Linked DNA regions of Homo sapiens: region 1 is linked to region 2. Evidence: read pairs that join two places in POLR2A ChIA-PET (ENCODE). Cell type or tissue: Caco-2. All regions are shown on one strand. Each heading gives the region's core, and the rest is flanking DNA. Links, peaks and the distances in the headings are about the cores only.

What was found. Peaks named below come from ENCODE experiments on the same cell type or tissue, not always from the same donor. Only the 100,000 strongest peaks of a DNase experiment are listed, where the experiment ranks them.
Region 1: POLR2A ChIA-PET joins it to region 2 with 10 read pairs; 6 of 35 experiments call an interaction of 5 or more read pairs at or near these places.

What each region holds. Positions count from the first base shown.
Region 1 is chr1:15,600,900-15,608,560 of GRCh38, forward strand. It overlaps LOC124903854 (a long non-coding RNA gene), which reads right to left and starts at 2,644. Exons shown (of 3, transcript XR_007065483.1): 1 at 2,190-2,644. It also overlaps the pseudogene CHCHD2P6, the pseudogene LOC124904764 and the pseudogene RNU7-179P. In Caco-2, for the core only: no CTCF peak of the experiment used is centred there; a DNase peak (open chromatin) is centred at 2,762; H3K4me3 peaks cover 1,320 bases.
Region 2 is chr1:15,791,329-15,798,989 of GRCh38, forward strand. It overlaps the pseudogene RPL12P14. Among named protein-coding and RNA genes, the nearest start is that of UQCRHL, 12 kb to the right of the region's middle. RefSeq lists an enhancer at 449-949. In Caco-2, for the core only: no CTCF peak of the experiment used is centred there; DNase peaks (open chromatin) are centred at 3,943 and 4,273.

The sequences.
Region 1 (7,661 bases), core at 1,687-4,186, 190 kb before region 2:
CCTCCCAAGTGCTGGGATTACAGGCTCGAGCTACCACACCCAGCCAGCTTGATATTTTTAAGCCCATTATTTCCAATATTGTGAATTCTCAGATTTTCAAGTAATAAAATAAGCAAAATGAATCCTTAATAAAAATTCTATCTTGGCAACGCTATTTGTCATTTCCATCCTATGACTTTCTCTTCATATGTAACTGAAATTTCATAAATATTAAGAAATTGTTGTTTGGGCATAAGAATCAGATATGGAAAGGAGGCAATTGTGCTATTAACCGTGTCACTTAGGGCTACTGCTATTTGAGGCGTGCATCACACCAGCAGAATCATATACACCTGGGAGCTTGTCAGAACTGCAGAAATTCTCAGGACCTGCTCCAGACCTAATGAATCAGAATATACAGTTTAACAAGGTTCCTGGCCGGGCGCGGTGGCTCACGCCTGTAATCCCAGCACTATGGGAGGCCGAGGGGGGTGGATCACGAGGTCAGGAGTTCAAGACCAGCCTGGCCAAGGTGGTGAAACCCCGTCTCTACTAAAAATACAAAAATTAGCCGGGCGTGGTGGTGTGCGCCTGAAATCCCAGCTACTCAGGAGGCTGAGGCAGGAGAATTGCTTGAACCCGGGGGGCAGAGGTTGCAGTGAGCCAAGATCGCACCACTGCACTCCAGCGTGGGTGACAGAGTGAGACTCCGTCTTAAAAAAACAAAAGATTGCTAAGTGGTTACTACACACATTTGAGAAGCACTGGCCCTCTCCATGCAATACATTGAGCAAATACAGTCACATGTCACATGATCTTTAGTCAACAACAGACTGCATATAAGACAGTGGTTCCATCAGATTACAATATTGTATTTTTATTGTACCATTTTTAGTGTACCCTTTCTATGTTTAGATACAAAAATACCAACCATTGTGTTACAATTGCCTACAGTATACAGTACAGTAACATGCTGTAGAGATTTGTAGCGTAGGAGCAGTAGGCTGTATCATATAGCCTAGGTGTGCAGTAGGCTATACTATCTAGGTTTGCGTAAGTACACTCTATGGGCAGGACTCAGTGGCTCATGCCTGTAATTCCAACACTTTAGAAGGTCAAGGCAGGAAGACTGCTTGAGCCCAGAAGTTGGAGACCAGACTGGGCAACAGAGGGAGAAACCCTGTCTATACAAAAAAAATTAAAATTAGCCGGCTGTGGTCTAGACATGGTAGCTCAGGCCTGTAATCCCAGCACTTTGGGGGGCTGAGGCAGGTGGATTGCTTGAGACCAGGAGTTCGAGACCAGCCTGAGAAACATAGCAAGACCCTTTCTCTATAAAAAGAAAATTAAAATATACAAAAATATATAATTTAATTTTAAAAAATTAGTCTGGCATGGTGATGCAGGCCTGCAGTCCCAGCTACTCAGGAGGCTGAGGCAGAAGTATCACAGCAGATCGAGGTTGCAGCGAGCTGTCATGGCACCACTGCACTGCAGCCTGAGCGACACAGCAAGACCCTGTCTCAAAAACAAAACAAACAAACAAAAAAACTCTATGATATTCCAATGATAGATTCACCTAAGATGCATTTCTCATATCTCTGTTAAACAATGCATGACTATAATTTCTCCGGTCATGTTTCCTTATGTCTGAAAACAAAGGGCACTGAAACCTGTTTGTTCACTTTAGTTCACAGGCTGATTAGAAAAGTAAGTAAAATCCAATCCAAATATAAATTAAATACACGTGAAATACCAAACCCTCTAGTAAACAGCGAGCTACATACAAGTCCCAGACACTCCACGACCGTTTCTAGATTGAAAATCCTAGGCCAGGCGCAGTGGCTCACACCTGTAATTCCAGCACTTTGGGAGGCCGAGGTGGGTGGATCACGAGGTCAGGAGTTCAAGACTAGCCTGGCCAAGATGGTGAAACCCCGTCTCTACTAAAAAAAAAAAAAAAAAAAAAAAAAAAAAAAAAAAATTAGCTAGGCGTGGTGGTGGGCGCCTGTAATCCCAGCTACTGGGAGACTGAGGCAGAGAACCCGGGAGGCAGAGGTTGCAGTGAGCCGAGACCGCGCCACTGCACTCCAACCTGGGCGACAGAGCGAGACTCCATTTCAAAAAAAAAAAAAAAAGAATATTTAAGTCTTTTCACTTCTGGGAATACACACACACACACACATATATATTTAATCGAAACACGTTACCTTTCACTCAACAACTATTCAAGACAGAAACCATTTCGGGTAAGCAGACTCCTACAGGGTCCCTACTGCACATTTCTCATCGGTGGTCAAAGCAACAAAACGTGAACTAAGCCACAGGGTAGCTGCAGGAAGCTCTATGCCTGGGACCACTACAGGCAGGCACTAGTTTCCCTGTCCACCACTGCCCGAAATGGAGTCGGGCCCGGTTCTCCTGAGCTGAGCAGGCCAAAGCAGGGAGTCCGTGAGTGGACCGGGCATAGCCAGAGCGACGCCGCAGCACCCCAGCCGCAGGGTCAGCCCCAAAAGCAGCAGGGCCCGCTTGATCGCGGATGCCGGGACGCCCTCGTGCAAGCCTCGAAGGGGGGCTGCCACCCCGAACATTCGCCAGAACGAAAGCGGCAGCCAGGAGAAGCCCTCGCAGGTGCTGTAGGGATCCAAGCGCTTGAGCTGAGTCCGAAACTCGCACAGCAACCTCGGGAGGATAAACTCCAGCAACCAGAATCGGGTTGGCGTCGCCTAGCAACCAGGAGCCAAATGCGCGGACGCCAGGCATTGGCCTGCACGTGTCACGTGAGCCAGCGCCGCTGCCCAGTGGGAGATTACGCCGCAGGCACGTGATGCGGCGCAACCGCCCTTTGGCAGAGCTTTTCGCGAAGGCAGTTGTGGCTCTGAGCGCATAGGCGAGGCATTCCTGGGGTTTGCGCCGTATCCTTTTACAAAGTCCTGGCTTTGGCTGGTGCGACCAAAGAAAGGAAACCGGCGCTTGAGACTTGTCTGGGCTGGCTATGGTGAAGCAGTGAAACGGTGCAGAATTGTGTCAATGAGGCTAGTTCAGTTGTGCAAGAGCATTTCCTCAAAGTAAGACAGAAGCTTTTAGTTACGTCAACACCTGCTAATGTTAGGCTGGCCAGAAATTTCCTGACAAATAATGGGTGAAGGTCGGGCGTGTGGTCGCTCATGCCTGTAATCTCAGCGCTTTGGGATCACTTGAGGTCAGGAGTTCGAGACCAGCTTGGCCAACTAGGCGAAACCCCATCTCTACTGAAAGTACAAAAATTAGCCGTGTGTGGTGGCGCGCATCTGTAATCCCAGCTACTCTGGAGGCTGAGGCAGGACAATCGCTTGAACCCAGGAGGCAGAGGTTGCAGTGAGCTGAGATCACGCCACTTAAAAGAAACGAAACTTTGCTGGTGACCATGTGGTGATGAAACTGAGCGTTTTGGAGCGCAGCAAGGTGACTCCCCATGTAATTAGTATAGACAGAGAGTTTGTGCTCTAAAGGTTAGAAATAAATGTTTTCGGCCTGGTGGCTCATGCCTGTAATCCCAGGACTTTGAAAGGCTGAGCCAGGCGGATCACCTGAGGTCAGGGTTCGAGACCAGCCTGGCCAACATGGTGAAACCCGTCTCTATTAAAGATACAAAAATTAGCCAGGCGGAAGAAGTCACTTAGCTCTTCGCTGGTTGTCACACGTCCGGAGGCCGAGCCGTCGCGTACCTAGGATACCTGGAAGCCGAAGCCACACCTCCCGCATGGCCCCTCCGGCCAGCCGGGCCCCTCAGATGAGAGCTGCACCCAGGCCAGCACCAGTCGCTCAGCCACCAGCAGCGGCACCGCCATCTACAGTTGGCTCTTCTGCTGCTGCGCCCCGGCAGCCAGGTCTGATGGCCCAGATGGCAACCACTGCAGCTGGCGTGGCTGTGGGCTCTGCTGTGGGGCACATACTGGGTCATGCCATTACTGGGGGCTTCAGTGGAGGAAGTAATGCTGAGCCTGCGAGGCCTGACATCACTTACCAGGAGCCTCAGGGAACCCAGCCGGCACAGCAGCAGCAGCCTTGCTTCTGTGAGATCAAACAGTTTCTGGAGTGTGCCGAGAACCAGGGTGACATCAAGCTCTGTGAGGGTTTCAATGAGGTGCTGAAACAGTGCCGACTTGCAAACGGATTGGCCTAATCAAGAAGTTCAACCTGGAGAGATGGAAAATCAGCTCTCATACTAATTAATTTAGTATAAAAATAGAATTGGTAGTGAGGGTATAAAGTGTAAGCATCAGTTAAACTTCTCCTGTCATTCCTAGCTTCCTTGCTTCAGAATTGAAATGGAAGGGAGGGTGTTCCTACTCTGTAGAATCTGGGACTGGGCAAATGTTTGTGTGGCCTCCTTAAACTAGCTGTTATGATTTTATTCTTTGTGAGTTAATTAGAATAAAGTCATTTTCTTCCAAAAAAGAAAAAAAAAATAGCCAGGCATGGTGGTGCACGCCTTTAATCCCAGCTACTAGGGAGTCCGAGGCAGGAGAATCGCTTGAACCTGGGAGGCAGAGGTTGCAGTGAGCCGAGGTGTGCCACTGCACTCCAGCCTGGGCAACAGGATGAGACTCCGTCTCAAAAAAAAAAATAATAAATATTTTCACTCCACAACTGTCTTCCAATTTGGAGAGTCTGCCGTTTACTAGCTATGTGAACTCGGGTACATTAATTAAAATCCCCATGCCTCAGTTTCTTTATCCATGAAATGGGAATGATTACTCACAGTTCCTGTCTCTGAGGACTTCTAGAAGGATGAAATGAGGTCTTACATGTAGCAATATAAACTGGTGGTGAGGACTGAGCTTGAGTCAGATTACCTGCTTTGAATCCTTGTGCCGTCATGTACTGCTTGTGTATCCTTAGACAAGAGACTGTCCCTCCTCTATCCTTCAGTTTCATCTGTAAAATGAAGATAATACCTCCTAGGATTTCTGTGAGAATTAAGTGACTCAATACACATAAAGTGCTTAGAAGAGTGTCCGGCACAAAGTCAATATTTGGAAATGTTAGCAATCATTTGGAAGGTGCTTGACGCACAGCGTTGATCGATAAATGGGACCTATTCTTCTTGGTAGCACTGCTGGTCTAGAGCAGGATTCTGGTTTCTGAGCTCTCCCTGCTCTCAACCTCCACTCCACCCCATCCTGACTTAAAATTAAGGACTGGAAATATCTCTAGCCATTTATGGTCACAGGTAATGGAGGTTCAAAGTGTGTCTCATAGAGTGATGAGAAAAGTAGGAGTCTACACTCTGAGCCAGATCCCAAGACGCTATTGAGCAGAGTCCAAAAGGGGTGAGGCCCAAGAGGAAAGCAGCTGAGGGGCAGAGCTGTGGGAACTCTGCTACAGAAGTGATTCTCTTAAGAGAGGCAGGGGGTGGTGGGGAGAGTTCAGTGAGCAGAACTGTGAGCAGGCGGGTCTGCCACAAAAGCTTGTTGGATCTAGGTGGGAGGGTGTTGTAAAATATCCTAAATCCAACCCTAACCCATTCCAAGGAGTTGAATCTTGGATCTGAATCCTAGTACAACACAGAGTACTTCTTGGATACTGGGATTTATTGATCGTGTATCATTTCTTGGGTTTACTTTCCCTCAACTCAGAAGTCATTCCTCCCTCTCCCTCATTCTCCAGGTCCAACCCATTGGCAAGTCCTGTTGACTTTTCAAAGTATCTCTCTAATTCACCTGCTTCTCTCTCTTTTGTCACCACCTTTCTAGCCCCATTAACATTTTTGTGTTTCTCCTTTTGCCCGGTACAACCCATTCTCAACAGCCAGTGTGAACTTTTCAAAACTAATTTTTAACAACTTTATTGAGATTAAATCACATATCACAAAATCACCCATTTAAAATGTACAATTCAGCCGGGCGCAGTGGCTCACGCCTGTAAACCCAGCACTCTGGGAGGCCAAGGTGGGTGGATCACCTGGGGTTGGGAGTTCAAGACCAGCCGAACCAACATGGAGAAACCCTCTCTCTACTAAAAAATACAAAAGAAGCCGGGCATGGTGGCACATGCCTGTAATCCCAGCTACTAGGGAGGCTGAGGCAAGAGAATCACTTGAACCCAGGAGGCGGAGGTTGCAGTGAGCCGAGATCGCGCCACTGCACTCTAGCCTGGGCAACAGAGCAAGACTCTGTCTCAAAAAATAAATAAAATGTACAATTCAGTGGTTTTTGGTATATTCACAGGTGTGTATAACAAACACCACAAATCAATTTTAGAACATTTTCATTACTCCAAAAAGATATTCTATACCCATTAGCAGTCACTTCCCATATACTGCCATCCCCCGATTCTCCACAAGCCCTAGGCAACCACTAATAAACTTTGTCTGCCAGGTGCGGTGGCTCACACCTGTAATCCCAGCACTTTGGGAGGCTGAAGCAGGTGGATCATCTGAGGTCAGGAGTTTGAGACCAACCTGGCCAACATGGTGAAACCCCTTCTCTACTAAAAATACAAAAAATTAGTCAGGCGCAGTGGTGGGCACCAGTAGTCCCAGCTAATCGGGAGGCTGAGGCAGGAGAATGGCGTGAACCCGGGAGGCGGAGCTTGCAGTGAGCCGAGATCACGCCACTGCACTCCAGCCTGGGCAACAGAGCAAGACTCCATCGCAAAAAAAAAAAAAAAAAAAAAAAAAATTACCTGGGCGTGGTGGCAGGTTTTATTTTTTTTCCTCAAAAATAAATAAATAAATAAAATAAACTTTGTCTCTTATGGACTGCCTTTTCTGGATATTTCATATAATTGGACTCATACAGTATATATCTCTTGTTACTGGCTCCTTTAACTTAGCATAACATTTTCATGGTTAATCTATGTGATAGTATATATCAATACTTTTATTTTAATTTTTTTAAAGGGGCTTTCCAGTGAAGACCAGAAAACCTGCTAAACAAATTCTTTTTTTTTTTTTTTTTTTTTTTTTGAGATGGAGTCTCACTCTGTCACCCAGGCTGAAGTGCAGTGGCACGATCTTGGCTCACTGCAACCTCTGCCCACCGAGTTCAAATGATTCTCCTGCCTCAGCCTCCTGAGTAGTTGGGATTACAGGCACCTGCCACTGCACCCGGCTAATTTTTTGTATTTTTAGTGGAGATGGGGTTTCACCATCTTGGCCAGGGTGGTCTTGAACTCCTGACCTCGTGATCAACCCGCCTCGGCCTCCCAAAGTGCTGGGATTACAGGCGTGAGCCACCGCGCCTGGCCCTGCTAGACAAATTCTAAAAGAACTGTAGCACTAATACTTCTTTTTCGGTTGCCAAATAATATTCTTTTATATGGATATACCACATTTTATTTATCCATTCATCAGTTGATGGATACTTGTTTCTACTTTTGGCTATTACGACTAATGCTGCTATGAACATTTATGTACAAGTTTTTGCGTGGATATATATTTTTATTTTCTTGGGTATATTTTGGGGGGTAGAATTTCTGGATCATTTGGTAACTCTTTGTCTAAGTTTGTTTGCTTGTTTATCTGTTTTTTAAGACAGGGTCTTGCTCTGTTTCCCAGGCTGGAGTGCAGTGGTGCAAGCTCGGCTCACTGCAAACTCCACCTCCCAGGTTCAAGCAATTCTCCTGCTTCAGCCTCCCAAGTAGCTGGGACTACAGGCGTGTGCCACAACACCCAGCTAATTTTTGTATTTTTAGTA
Region 2 (7,661 bases), core at 3,261-5,760:
CCAGAGTTCGAGACCAGCCTGGCCAACATGGTGAAACCTTGTCTCTCTAAAAATACAAAAATTAGCCAGGTAGGGGCCGGGCGCGGTGGCTCACGCCTGTAATCCCAGCTCTTTGGGAAGCCGAGGCGGGCGGATCACGAGGTCAGGAGATTGAGACCATCCTGGCTAATAGGGTGAAACCCTGTCTCCACTAAAAATACAAAAAATTAGCCGGGTGTGGTGGCAGGCGCCTGTAGTCCCAGCTACTCGGGAGGCTGACGCAGGAGAATGGTCTGAACCCAGGAGGCGGAGCTTGCAGTGAGCCGAGATCGCGCCACTGCACTCCAGCCTGGGCGACAGAGAGAGAGTCTGTCTCAAAAATAAAATAAAATAAAATATTAGCCAGGTGGAGTGGCGGGCACCTGTAGTTCCAGCTACTTGGGAGGCTGACGTGGGAGAATCACTTGAACACAGGAGGCAGAGGTTGTCGTGAGCCAAGATTGCACCACTGCGCTTCCAGCCTGGGTGACACAGTAAGACTTTGTCTTAAAAAAAAAAATAGTTCTGGAGATGTATGGTGGTGATGGTTGCCCAACAGTGTGAAGGTACTTAATGCCATGAAACCGTACAGTTAGTTGCGATGGTAAATTTTACATGTATTTTAGCACAATTAAAATATACGTATATAATACATCTATCTATGCATCTAAACCAGATGCTGCGAGACAGGAAGAGGAGCTGGTGAAGGCATGCAGTGCTGGAAGGGTCCTGAGGGGGACGGTCCCTGCCTAGGGTCCCCTGCGCAGCCTGGGAAGGCTGGCCACTGCTGTCTGCAGATGAGCTGGTTGTCCCGGCTGTCCTGGACTCCCTAAAGGCAGGTGCGCACACAACCACTAGAGGGCAGCATGGGCTGGCGAACGGGGAGCCCGGGCATGAATGATTTCAGGGTTCACACGGGTCCTCAACTTCTCCAAACTGCAAGAGGGGAAGGGTCATTCCGGCCCACGCACCACGCAGGGTGGCAGTGAGGCTGAGAGGAGAGAACAGATTGCAAAACTAGAAAGTGTCCAGCCTGGGCCAGGCACGGTGGCTCACGCCTGTAATCCCAGCACTTTGGGAGGCAGAGGCCGGTGGATCACCTGAGGTCAGGAGTTCGAGATCAGCCTGACCAATATGGTGAGACCCTCGTCTCTACTAAAAATACAAAAATTAGCCGGGCATGGTGGCGTGTGCCTGTAGTCCCAGCTATTCAGGAGACTGAGACAGGAGAATCGCTTGAACCCGGAAGGCGGAGGTTGCAGTGAGCCAAGATCATGCCACTGCACTCCAGCCTGGGCGATAGAGCTAGACTCTCTCTCAGAGAAAGACTCTGTCTCAAAAAAAAAAAAAAAAAAAAAAAAAAAAAAAAAAAAAAAGAGAAGGAGACCAAGGTGCAACTTTCTTCGGTTGTCCCGAATCCGGGTTCATCCCACACCAGCCACCTCCACCATGCCGTGAAGTTTGACCCCAGAGAGATCAAAGTTGTATACCTGAGGTGCACTGGAGGTGAAGTCGCTGCTTCTGCGCTGGCCCCCAAGATCGGCCCCCTGGGTCTGTCTCCAAAAAAGGTTGGTGATAACATTGCCAAGGCAACGGGTTACCGGAAGGGCCTGAGGATTACAGTGAAACTGACCATTCAGAACAGACAGGCCCAGATTGAGGTGGTGCCTTCTGCCTCTGCCCTGATCATCAAAGCCCTCAGGGAACCACTAAGAGACAGAAAGAAACAGAAAAACATTAAACACAGTGGGAATATCACTTTTGATGAGATCGTCAACATTGCTTGACACACGTGGCACCGATCTTTAGCCAGGGAACTCTCTGGAACCATTAAAGAGATCCTGGGGACTGCCCAGTCTGTGGGCTGTAATGTTGATGGCCGCTACCCTCATGACATCATAGATGACATCAACAGTGGTGCTGTGGAATGCCCAGCCAGTTAAGAAGCAGAAAGGAAAATATTTCAATAAAGGATCACTTGACAACTGGTGGAAAAAAAAGAAAAAGAAAGAGTGTCCAGCCTGGGCAATGTGGAGAAACTCCATCTCTACTAAAAATAGAAAAATTAGGCAGGGCCAGGCGCAGTGGCTCATGCCTGTAATCCCAGCACTTTGGGAGGCCGAGGCGGGTGGATCACCTGATGTCAGGAGTTCATGACCAGCCTCAACATGGAGAAACCCCGTCTCTACTATAAAAATACAAAATTAGCTGGGCGTGATGGTGCATGCCTGTAATCCCAGCTACTCGGGAGGCTGAGGCAGGAGAATTGCTTGAACCTGGGAGGCGGAGGTTGTGGTGAGCCGAGATCACGCCATTGCACTCCAGCCTGGGCAACGAGAGCGAAACTCCGTCTCAAAAAAAAAAAAAAAGAAAAAAAGAAAAATTAGGCGGGCGTGGTGGTGAGCACCTGTGGTCCCAGCTACTTGGGAAACTGAGTTGGGAGATTCACCTGAGCCTGGGATGCAGAGGTTGAAGTAAGCTGAGATCGCACCACGCCACTGCCCTCCAGCCTGGGCCACAGAGCGAGACCCTCTCTCCAAAACAAAACAAAACAAAAAACTAGAAAGTGAGTGATATGGCTGTGGAATTGCTGCCTCTGTCCTAGAGACACGCCCTTTTGGAGGGAGACCTGTGTCAGCAGACTGAATTCTTCATTGGCTCAAACCCCCACCTGCTAGGAGGGGCCCACCTGGAAGTCCCCATGCTGCTACCCTGCAATTCCATACCTGGGAACCTGGGCACAGTAAGCACAGAATCAGAGCTGGGACAAAGGACAGCATGGTGCACTGGGAGCCCTGAGCCTTTCTGATGGTCACCCTGTCCCCAGAGGCCCCTTTCCCGAGGGCACACCCAGGTGTGAACTTCACCCAGCACAGGCCACAGGCCAGCCCCTCCAGGGCAACCCAAGCCCCTCCCTACCCTGCTAGAGAGACAAATGGTGGGAACCGGGAATTGAATGGGGGGATGGGGAGAGGGGAGGAGGCTGAGCTGATGAGGAAGAATTGCAGGGACTGAGAACATTTTCCAAAAAATGTTCTCCTCACTTTAATGTACAGTTTATGTAACAAAATAATCTATGAAGTAGCAATTTTGACATTGCCAAAGAGGAGGAAGCTGCACATCAGAGAGCTGGTATAACTGCACAAGGCCGCACAGCAGAGACAGGATCAAAGCAGGTCCAGTGAAAATTCTATAGTCCTCCACTACAGACCCACTTCAGAAATCCATATTCTAGAATGTTTCAGAACCCATCGTGTAACACAGGTGCCAATGTCCAACTGAAAAAACCTTTAATGTCTGGAGCTCTGCATCTCTGCATCTTTTTTTTTTTTGAGACACAGTCTCACTCTGTTGCCCAGGCTGGAGTACAGTGGTGCAAATACAGCTCACTGCAGCTTTGATGATGTCCTGGGCTCAAGCAGTCCTCCTACCTCAGCCTCCCAAGTAGCTGGGACCCCAAGCATGCACCACCACACCTGACTAATTTTTTAAATTTTTTGTAAAGATGGGGTTTTACCATGCTGCTTAGGCTGATTTGGAACTCTTGGCCTCAAGCAATCCTCCTGCCTCGGCCTCCCAAGTGCTGGGATTACAGGAGTGAGCCACCGTGCCCAGCTAAGACCTGCATCTTTTTTTTTTTTTTTTTTTTTTTTAGAGATGAGGTCTCTCTATGTTGCCCAGGCTGCTCTTGAACTTCTGAGCTCAAGTGATCCTCCTGCTTTGGCCTCCCAAAGTGCTAGAATTACATGTGTGATCCACCACGCCAGGCCAAGACCTGCATCTTAAGAGGGGGAGTTTAGACTGCAGGCCTCTTGCTTGTAAGTGACATATAATTTTCCCAATCCATCCAGAAAGGTCCTTGTATCCTGTATGACTCATACTAATTCTCAGAGAGTGAGCATCAGATTAGAGAGACTCTGGAGTGTACCCTGCTCATAACCTTCCTTCTGCAGAAAAAAATGTATGTGATTCAGTGGAAAATAATGCACTATCTACACCCAGCACACCCTTCCTGGTTATCAGATTCTAGCCTTTTATTGTCTTTGAGCGACTTTACAGCTCTGTAAATTATAGGTAAATGATATATTGCCCTGTCTAGTAGAGGTTCTCCCTCGCTTTCTTGTTGAAAAACCAGTTTTCATTTGCACATTCATTTCAATATTCCTGACCTATGAATGTGACTGTTCTTAGCTGTCCCCCCTTTTTTTTTTGAGACAGAGTCTCGCTCTGTCACCCAGACTGGAGCAGAGCACAGTGGCATGATCTCAGCTCACTGCAAGCTCCGCCTCCTGGGTTTAAGCGATTCTCCTGCCTCAGCCTCCCAAGTAGCTGGGATTACAGGCATATGCCATGATGCCCAGCTAATTTTTGTATTTTTAGTAGAGACGGGGTTTCACCATGTTGGCCAGACTGGTCTTGAACTCCTGACCTCAGGCAATCCACCTGCCTCGGCCTCCCAAAGTGCTGGGATTACAGGCGTGAGCCACTGTGCCCGGCCCTTAGCTGCCCTTTTGAGCTGGTTATAACATCACCTGGCTCCCTTATGAGTTAAATAAAATGGCTAATACCTATTCATTTTCTATCTGTGTGGGAGTCATGATTTTACCTTCTTTTGAAAATGAAAATGACCTTGCAACGCTTCCTTCATCAGGTGTTTATGACAGCTCCTTTAGGCCAGAGGAGGTGGTGGGGTCCCTTGCAGGGCATCCCATGAGGTGGAATTAAGAGCAGCTGGCCGGTGGCCTCTGTTCCCCAGAGTGGTCTCTGAATGGGAAGGGAGGGGAGGGGAGGAGGAAGACAGGAGGGAGGGGTTCTGCCCAGTGGATGGGATAAGGTCTTAGCAAGACCTAGATTCTCGGGCTGGGTGAAGTGGCTCATGTCTATAATCCCAGCAATTTGGGAGCCGAGGCAGGAGGATCACTTGAGCCCAGGAGTTCTATTTCAGCCTGGGCAATAGAGTGAGACCCCATCTCTACAAAAAAAAACAAAAAACAAAAAACAAAAAAAAAACTAGACTCTCTCTCTGGTTAAGCTCCTAGCCAGCTATTTGACCTTGAGACACAATGTCTTTAAGTTTTGAGGGTGAGGAAGGGTGTCAAAAACTGACATTTATTTCCTGAGCTCTTGTCTGTCTTGTCTGGGGTGAGGCTGGAGAGGTGGGATGATTGACTACGCTGAACAGGAAGCTAGGTTTCAGGAGTTAGGCAGCCTGCCTGGGATCGAGACTCCTTGATGAGGATACTGACAGTAATAACAACAGCAGCAGCTACCATTTCGTGGGCATGCATATGCCCATATGTATTATCTCATTTAGTTCCCACTGCTGCCTGGAAGGAAGGAATGATCTATGATCCCATCGTTCACACAGGGAGACGAAGGCTCAAGGTCACACCACATAGATTCCAGCTCTATATTTAGCCAAGTCCTAAACCCTTTATTCCACTGCCTTAGCCTCCTAGATGAGACAGGGCAATCCCTTGGCCACTGAATTGCTTTTTTCCTCACCTACAAAACAAAGAGAATTATTACCTTGATCATACACGTAAAGGAATGCAATGGCAGATGACCAAATGTCATGTGGTTTCCTGGGATGGATTCTGGAAAGGAAGAAAGGACATTAGTGGAAAATCTGGTGAAATCCCAGTAAAGTCTGGAGTTTGGTGAGTCATGTTGTACCAATGTCAGTTTCCTAGTTTGGACAAATGTGCCATAGTTGCGTGAGATTTTTTTTTTTTTTTTTCTGAGACAGTGTCTCGCTCTGTCACCCAGGTTGGAGTGCAGTGGCGCGATCTTGGCTCACTGCAAGCTCTGACTCCCGGGTTCACGCCATTCTCCTGCCTCAGCCTCCTGAGTAGCTGGGACTACAGGTGCCCGCCACGACGCCCGGCTAATGTTTTGTATTTTTAGAAGAGATGAGGTTTCACCGTGTTAGCCAGGAAGGTCTCGATCTCCTGACCTCGTGAACTGCCTGCCTCGGCCTCCCAAAGTGCTGGGATTACAGGCGTGAGCCACCGCACCCGGCTGTTTTTTTTTTTTTTTTTTAAGACGGAGTCTTGCTCTGTCACCAGGCTGGAGTGCAGTAGAGCGATCTTGGCTCACTGCAACCTCTGCCTCCCAGGTTCAAGCAATTCCCCTGCCTCAGCCTCCCAAGTAGCTGGGACTACAGGCACACACCACCACGCCTGGCTAATTTTTTGTATTTTAGTAGAGACTGGGTTTCACCATGTTGGTCAGGATGGTCTCGATCTCCTGACCTCGTGATCTGCCCACCTCGGCCTCCCAAAATGCTGGGATTACAGGCGTGAGCCTCCATGCCCAGCCTCAATAAATCTAAAGTTATTTTGAAATCAAAAGTTTCTTATCTAACAAACTAACGGGATAAAGGGGAAAGTCTTTGAGCCTGAGCTCCTGGATGCCCTGCCTCTCACTGATGACGTAAGAACAAGGGGGTGAGAGGAGGCCATCACACACTCTTCTGCCAACAGGAAAGTCGGGCTGAGAGGGTAGTCATGTCTGGACAAGGGGGAGGGGCCTACTGACTGAGAAGATGGCAAGAGAAGAGGAGTGGGGGACCTGACCCAATATCTATAGCATGTGGGAGACAAGTGCCAAGTAGGAAGAGGATGGTGAGGGGTCTCAGAAGATCAGAGTGACCTTCACCCAGTGTGAGTGGTAATTTTTTTCCTTCCCACCTTCATCCTCCTCCTCGCAGAGGTGATCAGATGTTTGCAGGTGCCTGCTTGTGTTTACAAGTAGGTCTTGGAAGATAAGAGAGGCAGTGGGAGGGGTGGGAAAGCCCTGTTCTGGCAGTCAGGACACCCAGGGCTTGGCCACTAACCAGCTGTGTGAGCTCGGCCGGTCTCACACCCTCTCTGGGTTATGGATTCCTGAGGAATCCATAAACACGCAAGGATTCCTCAGGAAAACACAATACGGGCCGGGCACGGTGGCTCACGCCTGTAATCCCAGCACCTTGGGAGGCCGAGGCAGGTGGATCACCTAAGGTCTGGAGTTTGAGACCAGCCTGGCCAACATGGTAAAACCCCATCTCTACTAAAAATACAAAAAATTAGGCCAGGAGCGGTGGCTCATGCCTGTAATCCCAGCACTTTAGGAGGCCGAGGCAGGCGGATCACCTGAGGTTGGGAGTTCAAGACCAGCCTGACCAACGTGGAGAAACCCCATCTCTACTAAAAATACAAAATTAGCCGGGGTGGTGGCACATGCCTGTAATCCCAGCTAGTCGGGAGGCTGAGGCAGGAGAATCGCTTGAACCCAGGAGGCGGAGGTTGCAGTGAGCCGAGATTGCGCCATTGCACTACAGCCTGTGCAACAAAAGCGAAACTCCGTCTCCAAAAAAAAAAAAAAAAAAAAAAATTATGGCCTGCCGTGGTGGCTCATGCCTGTAATCCCAGCACTTTGGGAGGCCGAGGCGGGCAGATCACCTGAGGTCAGGAGTTCGAGACCAGCCTGACCAACATGGAGAAATCCCGTCTCTACTAAAAATACAAAATTAGCCGGGCATGGTGGCTCATGCCTGTAATCCCAGCTACTCGGGAGGCTGAGGCAGGAAAATCGCTTGAAACCAGGAGGTGGAGGTTGCAGTGAGCTGAGATCATGCCACTGCACTCCAGCCTGGGCAA